2 separate regions of the Homo sapiens genome follow, and region 2 is linked to region 1. A link is a contact called in ENCODE Hi-C or POLR2A ChIA-PET data. All regions are on one chromosome and are shown on one strand. Each heading gives the region's core, a stretch centred on a gene start or an enhancer-like site at or near the end of the contact. The rest is flanking DNA. Distances are from core to core; before and after follow the strand shown.

The links. Hi-C counts contacts between places; a loop is a spot of excess contacts on that map. ChIA-PET counts read pairs that join two places held with the same protein, here RNA polymerase II (POLR2A). Pooled maps may share reads with other maps.
Region 2: a loop to region 1 is called in a pooled map, with 4 times the contacts of the local background. The contact joins two enhancer-like sites. A Hi-C loop is called at or near these places in 5 of 50 pooled maps. POLR2A ChIA-PET finds 5 or more read pairs at or near these places in 3 of 52 experiments (CD8-positive, alpha-beta memory T cell, activated CD4-positive, alpha-beta T cell and activated T-cell).

What each region holds. Positions count from the first base shown.
Region 1 is chr13:33,609,143-33,615,416 of GRCh38, reverse strand. LOC102723406 (a long non-coding RNA gene) reads right to left here. Exons shown (of 6, transcript XR_007063750.1): 5 at 4,789-4,984; 6 at 3,639-4,650. It also overlaps a transcript of STARD13 not described here. Among named protein-coding and RNA genes, the nearest start is that of RFC3, 210 kb to the left of the region's middle. Within about 2 kb of position 4,161, at least 25 of the 41 ENCODE cell types and tissues checked have a DNase peak (open chromatin) inside an H3K27ac peak, as active enhancers do.
Region 2 is chr13:33,741,969-33,748,242 of GRCh38, reverse strand. No RefSeq gene overlaps it. Among named protein-coding and RNA genes, the nearest start is that of RFC3, 73 kb to the left of the region's middle. Within about 2 kb of position 2,487, at least 10 of the 41 ENCODE cell types and tissues checked have a DNase peak (open chromatin) inside an H3K27ac peak, as active enhancers do.

The DNA.
Region 1 (6,274 bases), core at 2,912-5,411:
GATCTTTAAGTTTAAAAATCCATATGTCCAGTCCAGTTTTCCTCTGAGTATCAGCAACCAGCTGTCCACACTCAGCATCTCCTCCTGTACCTCTGCTACTTAGGAGCCAAAGCAGAACCATGGCTTCTGCCCACAGTCCCCAACCCTTGCCTTAGGCCAAATTGACTCCCACCCTCAAGTCCCCCCATCTCTTTAAATGACACCACCACCCACTAAATTGCTCCAGGCAAAAACACAGGGGTTTTTGCGGATTGCTTTTGTTCCCTGACATCCCACTTAAATTCATTAGTAAGTTCTGTTGACTCTACCTCCAGAATATATCTCTAACCCTATTCTCTTGTTGATTAAATTGTTGTCCAAGTCAGTATCCTCCCTCTCCTAACTGGCCTCTTTTCTTCTATTCTTGTCCTTTAAAGTCCCTTATGCACCTGGCAGCTTGGGTGAGCCCTACCATGTCAACTGGACCCTGACAGTTTCCAAAAACATTTAGAATGAAATCCTACTGGTTGGTCCAGCCAGGCCCCATGTGATCGGTGCCTGCCTAACGAGAATCCTATCTTCTTTCCCTCTTGCACTCACTCACCCCTCCCCAGCCTTGTCTTTGACCCTCTAGCACACTGAGCCAGCACCAGGCTCATGCACTTGATGCTTGCTGGCCTTGCTGTTTGAAATGTATGTCCCCCAGATCTACTTGGGAGCCTCTGCTTCTTGAAAATCACAGGTCAAACACCACCTTGTCAGATTGTCTGGCCTCCTTGGCTCTCAATCACATTACCCTGTTTTGTTTTGTTTTTTTCATGGCACTTGATTATGTTTAAAAGTATTATTTGCTCACGTATATGTGTTGCCTGTGTCCCCCACTAATACAGAAGCTCCTTGAGCTCTGAGACTTTGCCAGTCAGTGCAGCACCCCTGACATGCGGAAGGGTGGACACAGAATCCACACTCAGTGAACACCTGTGGCCCACCAGCTGGCTGAAAATGCAAGTAGGGTCAACATTGGTCTCAAAGGGACCAGTTACTTTTCTGGATCCTGAAATTCTGAAACTTTTACATAGCAATATTTGGCTGCAATCAATCACAGACAGTAGGAAAGACTCTAATTCCAATTTTCCAAGAAACACACACACACACACACACACACACGGAGAATGTATCCATAGAGATACGGTCTATTTAGGCAGCCTTCGGGTCCTGCTGGAGCACTGGAGCTCTGGTTTTCAAGCTGAGCTGGTTGCCAAGGGCTCTACCTCAGGAAGCTGGAGCACCAGGCATCCAAGCACCCCTCTTCGGCCAGATCAGCTCTGCTTTAATCTGCTTTAATTTTAAAACATTTAATTGGCTTCCACAAAAGGGGATGTCTGAAAGCTAGGATCCCTCCACTGGAAAAGAATACAACTGACTATGTTCATGTGCACTTAGAAGTCCCCATCTGAACACCCTAAAACAGCTGAGGTGTGTTTCTTTGTAATCTCATGCTTCTCCCCTGCCTTCTGCTCCCACTGTTGCTGCCTGGGTTGAGATCTCACATCTGCACTTTTAGCCCTAAAAGGACCTGGAAGTTCTTTTGTGTCCTTTCCCACCCCTTCTGATAATCCCTTCCTCACCCTGCTGCTAAATTAACATTTCTCCACCAAACACAAATCTGAGCTTGTCACTATCCGAGTGGCTCCCACGTCCACTGAAATCACTTTATGCTCAAAGCCTGTCCTGTCAGGACCTTCATTCTCTCACTCCTTCAAGAGTTTGACAGCCTGCAAGCCTCCAGACCAGCCCTCAAGCTTCCAGACCAATGGTGCTTGGTTATCCACTCAACATTCACCAAGGCCTGACTTTCTCCTTTCTGGGTGCTTGGCTAAGCCAGGCCATTCCTGCTGCCATTCGCCCTTCCTCTGGGACTCACCAGTTGCAACCCTATCTCTTCTCTCTTCCATTTCCCCATTCCTCACACCACCTTACTGCACCCTCAGGGAAAACTACTCCCTCTAATTCTGTGCCCACAACTTTGTTTGCACTACTAAGGTGACACTAATCACACTACTTTGCTCTGTGGACTATAGCTTCAGCCTGGGGAAAGATAAAATTTAGAGCAGAGTTTCGGGTGTCACTTCAATTCACTACTGTGTAAGCTTAGACTCACCCTTTCTGAGCCTCATCCACTTTACCTATAAAATATATGTAATAACATCTCCCTCTCAAAGCTGCTGTGGGTGTTGTGATATATGTGAAAACAATTTGGAAACTACACATGCAAAGTATTTTTATTCCTATTGGCTGCTTGAAGGCAGGAACCATCCTATTCATTTTTGACCTAACCCCCATCTCCAGTGCATGCCAGGATGCAGCAGAGCACATTCATTTCAGTATAATTCTGAGAAAAAGAGAAAGGACCCATTTCAACTCAAACTTAATACCACAATTTGAACTTTGAAGTTGCTCAAAAGAGTTCTTTCAGATCTAAAGAGGAAAAAATGACTGGAAGACGAGCCTTTAGGCAACTTATTAACTGTTTTTACTTGCATAACAGATTATCTGGGGGGCCACATGAGCCTTTGACAGAACATCTGTGAAGTTAGAACAGTCTTCGGTCTTTTGTGTACTCTGAGAAGTCCAGGCCACAGGAGTTTGCCATTCTCTGATATTTTCTGCAACACATTAAACTGTTTAATGCAAATTTACTCCATTCTAAATTTGCATGGGGCCCAGGAGCCCTTTGAGAGAGAGCTTGAGTGAGACCTTGGGTTGACATATACAGGGCTGTCTGATGGCCAGGGTGAATGGGTATATTCCCAGAAGGGGAATAGACAAGAGAAAAAGAAAACAGCCTCCCTGAAGTGATGCTTCATGGAGAAGTCTTAAAGGATGGTGCGGTTTTTGCAACAAGGTGTGGATGAGGCAGGGAGTAGGGGCTTCCAGGAGGCTGTGCCCCTGGCTTTCTTTCCCATCTTGAGTGTGGATCACCGTGTCTGATGATCAGACCGGTCAGGTTGTGCCCTAAACAAAGGCACACACACACAGGAAGGCATCATTCACATTGTAGGTTTGTGCACACTTTCTTTGCAATTTTCTGCCAGAGGAAAGTCAAGTGTCTTAAGGACTCGCCTAATTCTTACCAAGGCACTGTTGGAAAGTCAAGTGTCTTAAGGAAGGGGTGACTTTCCTAATTTTTACCAAGGCACTGTTTAGGGTAGGGGAAGCCCTGGCAGGGACCCTTGGAAGAAGAGGGCTGTCTATAGTGGAAAAACTATCACATTAGGAGCCCAATAGTTCTACTTTAGTTCAGTATCTTAGTTATTTTAGCCCCTTAGAACCTAACACAACACCTGGTACATATTTATTCAGTAAATTGGATTGATCAATGCCTATGGGTTTTTAAAGTTTTATCCAGGAGGCATCACAGATCTCATTTGTTCTTTATTCCTTTTGTGTTCTCTTCCCAGACTTGTGGTTTTGTCACAAGGAGATAATATTTTCAGCAAAAAATATAAACTTTCCCTCAAGACACAAATTAGAAAATATGGTGGTGCGGTCCCTGGTGAGGAAGCCATCCTTCCAGGCCCAGAATTTCCTGCCCTGTCCATTTCCAACTTATCATAAATACTTTCCTGACCCCTAAAATGCAGGACACTGATCAACTCAGTTAAGAAGTTTTTATTTCAAGCCTGCTGGGCTTTACAAAGGACTGCATTTGACTCTGGGCATGGATTCAAAGTCCTTTTGAATAAATGACCTGCTTATCTAGCTGTCAAAATGTGGACCTCACTGGCACTCTTAACTATAGCCCTGATTCAAGTTTATGTGCCAGAAACGGAACTTCTGTCTTTCAAATTCAACAAGGTCTTCAGACCATGGCCGCCTTGCACAATATGGACCAGCAGTTGCTATTAGAGCAACTAAGGGTATTTACGGTTTATTCAAATAATGTAGTGCAAAGAATAGGAGGTTTGAAAGCCTGGCGAGGAGTGGAAGAATTGACTTCCATAAATCTAGGGCCCTAAAAATACCTTTTTTGTTCAAGCGTTGGAAAGAATTTTGTCGACCTTTCTGCTTCATTGGCATTTCTTTACGTTTTCCTGGTAACCAGAGACAAGTTGCACAATCGGTGTGGCATTTGGCTCCTGATTCTGGGGGAGAGGGAGCGCTGTCTGCTTTTTCAGCAGGCCCAGCACAGTGGAGCGCGGAGCATTCAGCACTGGGGGAGCCTGCCAGCAGCTGGCCCTGCCAAACTAAACAGGAATCAGCGCGGACAAAGGGAAGATTATGTGGTGGAAAAAGGATACCCCGAATTAAGGCAGGAAAGCCACGTCAATTATATTTGGAAGCGGTGTCTCTCCCCCGGGTTACAAAGCCGTGTCTCTAAGATTTCTGAGGATGTTGCTGTTTCACCGAAAGCTCACCCACAAAAGGTCAGTGGGTGGAGTTCAAACAAAATGCTTTTTCTCTTATGACTTCCTGTGGATCTTGATATCTCGCCACAAGTCTTTCTGCCACCACTGTGCCCTTCCATGCACACTAGTCACAGCAGGAGGAGGACAGGAACGCGCGCCAGGAGCGGATTAGGGGACGTGAGCAGGCGACCCTGGCAGAGGTTCTCCGCGCAGTGGCCCGCGGTGGGCTGGGCGTGCTGAGCACTGCGTCCCTGCTTCAGTCCTGATCTCAGCGGAAGAAAAATAAAAACACAACAAAACTCAAACCAACAAAACACCTGGGATTTCCCGGCCACCAGCCCCAGTGAGTGCCCCCACAGGATAAGCTCTTACTAACTCCTCCTGGTGGCCCCAGGCTGACCTCTGCAAGGTTACTGTTGGGAGTTGAAGGCAAAGCGGCCTGGCCCACTGCTGGTGATACCCAGGCTAGGCTAAGTCTCCTGAGGACACGTGGAGGCTCAGCGCAGGCGCAGGAGCAGCGCGGGGCTGGGAGAACTGGCAAAGCCACCTGCGGTGCTGTGCCCAGGGAGTCCATGATTCTTCTCTCCTCCTGTCTCCTTTTTCAAAATGCAAAATAAAATGAGAAATTTTGTTTTTAACAATAAAAGTAACAAATATATCATCACCAAGATGTTTAGATGTTAGTATTACTGGAAACAACTTGCTTTTTTTTCTCCTTAAATAAGTAAGACTTTGAAGATACAGTAAGGCCCCACCTTCATCCCTCCCCTCCCCAGAGTGAACCTCCTTAAATTTGTCTATATTGTTCCCACGTGATTTTTCTTATTTTTTCCATGCATAGTTTTATTTAAATATGATCTTGCATGGTTTTTAAATTTATGTAAATGATATCCTTTAAATATCTTTTTACAATTTACATTTTGCACTTAACCGGCCACTTTAGGAATTTATCATTGTGAATATCAATGTAAATCTAGCTTTAAGATTGTTTAATAAACTTTTCAATAAAAACAATTATTTTTTAAATCGATTCTATTCAGGAGCATGACTTTTTTCCCCACTTTTTAAATTACAAAGAATACAATTAGCATGTTTGTACATTTACACTAGCACACATGCCTAGTGTATATGGGAGTAGACCCTAAAGAACGAAGAAGTAGAGGCCGGGCGCAGTGGCTCACGCCTGTAATCCCAGCACTTTGGGAGGCCGAGGCGGGCAGATCACGAGGTCAGGAGACAGAGATCATCTCCTGGCTAACACGGTGAAACCACGTCTCTACTAAAAATACAAAAAATTAGCCGGGCGTGGTGGTGGGTGCCTGTAATCCCAGCTATTTGGGAGGCTGAGGCAGGAGAATGACGTGAACCCGGGAGGTGGAGCTTGCAGTGAGCCGAGGTCCTGCCACTGCACTCCAGCCTGGGCAACACAGCGAGACTCCATCTCAAAAAAAAAAAAAAAGAAAGAAAGAAATTAGAAGTAGAATTCCTGGGCCATAGGTCAGTTTCAACATTGCCAAATATTGACAAATTGCTCTCCAAGAGGGCTATGTTAATTTTCAAGCTCACCAGCAATGATCAAGATTTTCACCAAAACTTAGTGCACCCGATTAATTGTATTTGCTGACATGACGGTTTCAAGTGGTACCTGGCCGCTTGACTTTTCAATTCCGTGAGAACTAGTGAAGTTGAGCATATTTTCATATGCTGTTGTCCATTTGAGCTTTTTGCTTAAGCTGCGTATTTACATACTTTGCGACATTTCTATTGTGTTATTGCAGAGTTTTTAAAATAAATTTGCAATTTATATGTGGTTTCTACACATTTTCCAGTATATGATTTTCCTTTTTACTTTGTTTATGGTGTCTTTTAAATTTTAATATAGTTAA
Region 2 (6,274 bases), core at 1,238-3,737, 130 kb before region 1:
TCCCCATCCCAAGAGAGGTGGAGTGCAGTAGGTCAAGTGAGTAGAGTTTGCTCCTGCCAGTGCCCATGCACTCCAGTTCCCACCCATGAAAATGTCAGGGAAATATCCTCCTTCATTAGGACCCCAAAATCACTACACTGATGGGAAAAGTCAAGCCAGGAACTGCTTTGGGCCAACCTGCCTCCCTTTCTATTCAAAGTCATTCCTATGCTCACTTAGATAAATGTATATCTGACTGCCTCCTTTGGAAAGGCTAATCAGAAACTCAAAAGAATGCAATCATTTATCTCTCACCTACCTATGACCAGGAAGCCCTCTCCCCACTTTGAGTTGTCCCGCCTTTCCAGATGGAACCAACGTACATTTTATATATATTGAATGATATCTGGTGCCTCCCTAAAATGTGACTGGACCACCTTGGGCACATGTTGTCAGGACCTCCTGAGGCTGTGTCATGGGCTTGCATCCTTAACTTTGCCAAAATAAACTTCCTAAATTGACTGAAACCTGTCTCAGTTATTTTGGGTTAACATGTGTGTGTATGCATGATAAAATGGTGATAAAATGGTATAGTATTTGCATATAATCTATATATATCCTTCCATATACTTTAAATCATCTCTAGATTAGTTATAATACCTAATACAATGTAAATGTTGCAAAAAGAGTTGTTACAGTATATTAGGTTTTTATTTGTATTATTTTTTATTATTGTTTTGTTGTTGCTGTTTTCTCTTTTTTGAATATGTTTTGATTTAAATTAGCTGAATACTTAGATACAAAACCCATGGATAAAGAGGGCTGACTGCATACCAAAACAGTATATTTTGGGGTAGCATATCCTGAACTCCTTGACAGTCATACTTTGGGGTAGTATATTCTGGACTCCAATAATACATATTTATTTCAGACTAACATAAGATACCAATAAACAAAAACAGAGAAATAAAAATAACTCATAATCCCATCACCCACAGATAAATACCATTATGTATATAGTCCCCAGGCCTCATTTCTTTTTTCCTAAGAAGGAAATGTGTACCATATTGTATGTTTTATAACCCGCTTTTCTTATTTCTCTCCATATATAGAAATATTCTGCCTTTACAACATTTTCAATATCTATTCCATAGTCCCTTGGAAAGATGTATGCTTTTATTCTACAAATCCCCTTATGTTGGACATTCCGTTTAGTTTCAATCTTCTAATATGATAAGCAATGCTGCAATGAACTTCTTTGTAGGTAAATATTAGGACAAATTAATGATTTATGCTGTTGCTTAGGATGTTTTAGAATTGCTGGTTTTAAAATATGCTAATTTTAATCCTTTTGGTATTTCCAATCTGCTTTATTTATTTATTTATTTATTTATTTATTTTTTGGAGATGGAGTCTCACTCTGTCACCCAGGTTGGAGTGCAGTGGTGTGATCTTGGCTCACTGCAAGCTCTGCCTCCCAGGTTCACGCCATTCTCCTGTCTCAGCCTCCCGAGTAGCTGGGACTACAGGCGCCTACCACCATGCCCGGCTAATTTTTTGTATTTTTAGTAGAGACGGGGTTTCACCGTGTTAGCCAGGATGGTCTCAATCTCCTGACCTCGTGATCCGCCTGCCTCCACCTCCCAAAGTGCTGGGGTTACAGGCATGAACCACCACGCCCGGCCTCCAACCTGCTTTATTAAAAGGCAATACTAAAGTGAAATCTCAGCCATACAGTCTACGTACCATGACTCCTCTTTAGCCACTTTCTATTTCACAATGAACTCCTACATTTTCCATACAGCTACTTTGAACTCTAAATAGGTTCATCATTTCTCTCAATACTGCCAATGCTGGTTATTATCATTTTGTTTCATCTTTGGCAATGCAATAGTAGGAATTCAACAGAGGGCATTGCAATATTATAAGTCCTCTTACTAAATGGAGCATTTAATGAGTACTTGCCCTTCCGAATGAGCATCCGTTGTGGGACAAGCCTGTACTACATGTTGGATATGAAGGTGGATGTGATGTGGTCACTGCCTCCAGGAAGCTTTAGCTTTAGCTAAAGGCATTAAGCCCCCAAGGATGAAGTAGTGGGGGTTTAAGCAGAAGCTGTTTTAAAGAGGGTGAGTGCAAAACGTGTGGTGAGCCACAGGACCATGTGTATTCAAATGTATGCCATGGGCTGCTGCTGCTGCTGCTGTTTCATATCACTTGGCACTGCTGAGAAGGCTGGCAGTGAGGCTGGTTAAATTTGTAATAAGTTGTTCATTTCTGCATAAAGGAAAAATGGAACAGCAATTTTTCTTTTCTAATGTTCAGTTACCACTGTCCTTTATGTGAAACGATAACAATGGACTCCCTCCCATCAGCATCTTTGAAACACTCTCCTCCTGTGGAGACGACTGGCCTGTGGTTGTGCAGCAGAGCAGACATGCTCATTTCTGTCGTCAGGTCACCATGTTCCCTGCAGGTGTGTGGCTCATCGTAATCCTCTATGCTTGCACTTAATGGGTTTTTTTTTGCAAGATTAAAAATGCAGGTGTAGCACACATCATTAATCCCCAATTTCAGTTAACTGAACTGTGTGTGTATTTATGCAGCTGCTGACTCCTGAGACACCCACTTGGAAAGAAGACAAAAGTTCTGAATGTACCTTTCTGTAATTCAGTAAACATACAGAGTACAAATTAAAAAAAAAAAATTAAGGATTTTTAATTCAACAGCCTTGCCAATGGGGGCACTGGCCACAAACACACTTGTTCATGAAAAGATCTATTTCAAGTATTCTCCTGGAAGCAAGAACCAGTATCTGGAATGTAGGCAGCATTTGTTCTTTAAACAAAATTAAAGTTTTACAGGAATGCAATGCTGTGTACTCATTAAAAAAAAATTACAAGTAGAAAAATCTGGAAAGAATCCATTTTGTGCTGTGTCTTTCCGACTGGAGGTTGTAAGTGGTAGCCCCTCCCCTGCCCTGGAGGACTTCCCTGCTCCACCCAGCTGCTCTAATCCCATATACTTCCTGCCTGGAATCCTCCTGAAGCTGCTTCCATCTTCTACCCCACTTCCTCTTGCTGAGCAGCATAGTAACTACCGTTCACATCACCTCCACTATGTTCATCATTCTGTGAAGTAAATAAAAGTGGAGGAAAGGCCCCACTACAGAAGATGAGGTGCAAAAAATGCCACCTCAGAATGTGGCATATTGACATACTGAGTGAAGCATGCTGAAGGAAATTGAGAAAACCTCAGAAGCAAGATAGTCTCTCTGACCTTCTCCCACCCCTTCTCCCCTACAGTGGGACATAGAAACTGAAATTCCTCTTGTCCCTCTCTCCCCTGAAGTGGGCCTTAAAACCTAGGAAGGTTACCTCTGACCTACTCCCACCCTCCTCCCCTGAAGATTTTCATGTGACAGGTGTCTTGTCCTATAGCTGGAGGGAAGGAATGTCACACAGAGAGGCCAAGAGGAATCTGAACAAGCAGGCCTTACCAAGTACCCCCCGCTTATTACCACTTGATCATATCCTTTTGCCTCCAGTCATACTTCTGCATGACTGTCCATAAAAATCCACACTTTTCCCTGGGTCTTTGAGTTTTCATTACTGAAGGTGCCTATGTCACTTAAAACTTGCATTAAATAAATGTGTTATGCTTTTCTCTTGCTAATCCGTATTTTGTTATGGGCCTCAGCCATGAACTGTGAGAGATAAAGAAAAGATACTAAGTTTTCTCCCCTACATAGATGAGGAAGTTGCAACTCAGCAAGAATCAGTGACTTTCCAAGGTCCCATCTTTTCTGAAGGATGCTCCAAGCACCCTGAGTGCACACGCAGGGAACTGGAAGGCCACAGCTCACTCTGCACCCAAACCTGCAGGAAGAAGTTTCTCTAGGAACCAGTCAGGGGCAAGTTGTAGGACTCTTAGCAATAACCTCTGCTGCAGGGTGGAAGAAGCTTCTGCCTGGAAGGCCAGGGGAATGAGGGAGGCTGAATGAGTTTGCCCTCTCCACCAACTCGCCCCACTCTGTCACCACAGCTCCAGTTGTCTCTTTCAGTTCTCATGAAGAGCTCCCAGTTACATGTTAGCTTATTCTCATTGTTTCTAAAGTCTGAGGTGACAGACAGGAAGTCTGTTGATTGTGAAAGATCAGATCCATAATCATCAAAACATACTTGCCCTGGCAATGTCAGTGTGCGAGAGCAGTACCATTCGTTCACATATCCTCCTTCTCTAAACCACCCTCTGTTTCACAATGAAGCCCCGAATTTTCCATATGGCTGGTCTGGACCCTGCATGAGTTCATCATTTCTTGTTTTACCCACTCAGCAAACATTTATGGAGCCATTACTCTGCTGGAGGCTGTTTACAAAGAGTCAAATAAAGCAACATCTCTTATCTCTCCCTTTCCCCCTTCTCTTCCCACTGAGAGCTCACAACATAACAGGTTCTCCAGCTTTCTTCTTCCTGGTTGAGCTGAGCCATTGCAAGCCCCAGGCATCCCAGGGCCTCACCTGGGACTCTACACACACTGATGAATGGGTGGAGGCCGAGTTCACTGTCAGTGTGGAGACTACTCTATGTGGGGCTGTAACACCTGCAAGGGAAAGGGATGGGGCGTCCTGAGTGAGTTACTGGGCTGAGCCACCTGGGAAGGCTAGAGGCTGGAGAGGAGCCATTTCAGCCTGGGTGGCTTGTGGCATTTGTGGGTAAAACTTGGGTGACCAGCAGTATGCAGAACAAATTGCAGAGAAGAGTCAGCCCTCAGATTTCTGATTTGTTAGCCTGCAAAAAGGTGGATAGCCACTCTCACCCCTCATATTTGTACCTGTAAAATCATTCAACCAGCTGGCTGGCTTCCACACTTGCTCCCTCTCAGTCTCTTTGCTACAGGGCAGCCAACATAGCCTAGAAATGCACCAAGCCCTTCTCAATACTTCCATGGGCTTCTCACCACAGTTAGAATAAAATCCAGCTTTAAACTGGACTACAAGGGCCTGAGTTACTTGGCCCTCAGCCTCCATCCTAACTCCTAACACTCCTCTGTCTCCCTCTCAGCCACTTTAGGTCCTTGCTGCCTTCAAGCACTCCCATCTCATTTTCTTTGTCCAGTTCCTCTTCCCTCTAGATGTTCTTGGTTGGATTTAGAACTCAATTCAGATCTCACCTCTTCAGAGGCTCTTTCTGACCACCACTGTTTAAGATAACACTCCCTGCCTCCCTTTTCCTCTTCCCCTGCTTTTCAAAAATATATTTCATAGAATTTATCTCTACCTGATTCTATTCTATACCCATTTATTGTTTGTCTATCATACCCACTAGAATGTAAGCTTCATGAGGGCAGGGGTCTAATCCTAATCACTGTTCTCTCTTCAATGCCCAGGATAGTGCTCTCACAAAGCAGGGGATTGATAAACATACGTTGAATAACTGTGTGAATTAACTAACTTGGAAATGCTGTCAGGCTATATTAAAAAGCGTAAGTCCACTAACAGATTTGGATTTACACATGTGATCAATTACAGAACAATCCAATGAGCACACGTGCTGAGCTAATCCAGCCACTGATTTTACTTTATCTCCAACTAACCAATTTAATGAGATTGTCTTAGTCTGCATGTGTTTCTATAAAGGAATACCTGAGGCTGGGTAATTTGCAAAGAAAAGGGATTTATTTGCCTCATGGTTCTGCAGGCTGTACAAGAAGCATGGCGCCAGCATCTGCATCTGGTGGGGGCCTCAGACTGCCTCCACTTATGGTGGGAAGTGAGTGCAGAGATCACCTGGTGAGAGAGGAAGCACAGGGACAGGAAGAAGGTAGTCTCTTTTTAATAACAAGCTCTCATGGGAACTAATAGAGCCGAAACTTACTCATTACCTTGAAGATGGCACCAAGCCATTCATGAGGGATCTGACCCTGTGACGCAAAAACTTCCCATTAGGCCTCACCTCCAACATTGAGGATTATATTTCAATCTGAGGTTTGAAGGGTCAAATATCCAAACTATAGCATTAACTAAAACAATACTAGGAAATTAATTGATTAAGTTTTTGATAAGTACTAAAAAAGATGGCTTACCATGTGCCATGAAATTAATTAATGGCAACTCAATGTGTTGTGGGATGCCAGAATGGCTTCCCTGAGGAAGTGACATCTAAGCCAAAGTCAAAAGGGTGAGAAGGAGTTATCCAACTTAGGAAGAAGAGATGAGTCTTCCTGGAGGTGAGCAGCACATGCAAGGGCCCTGGGGTGGCTTTCAGTTTAGTTTATTGGAGAAAGTGAGAGAAG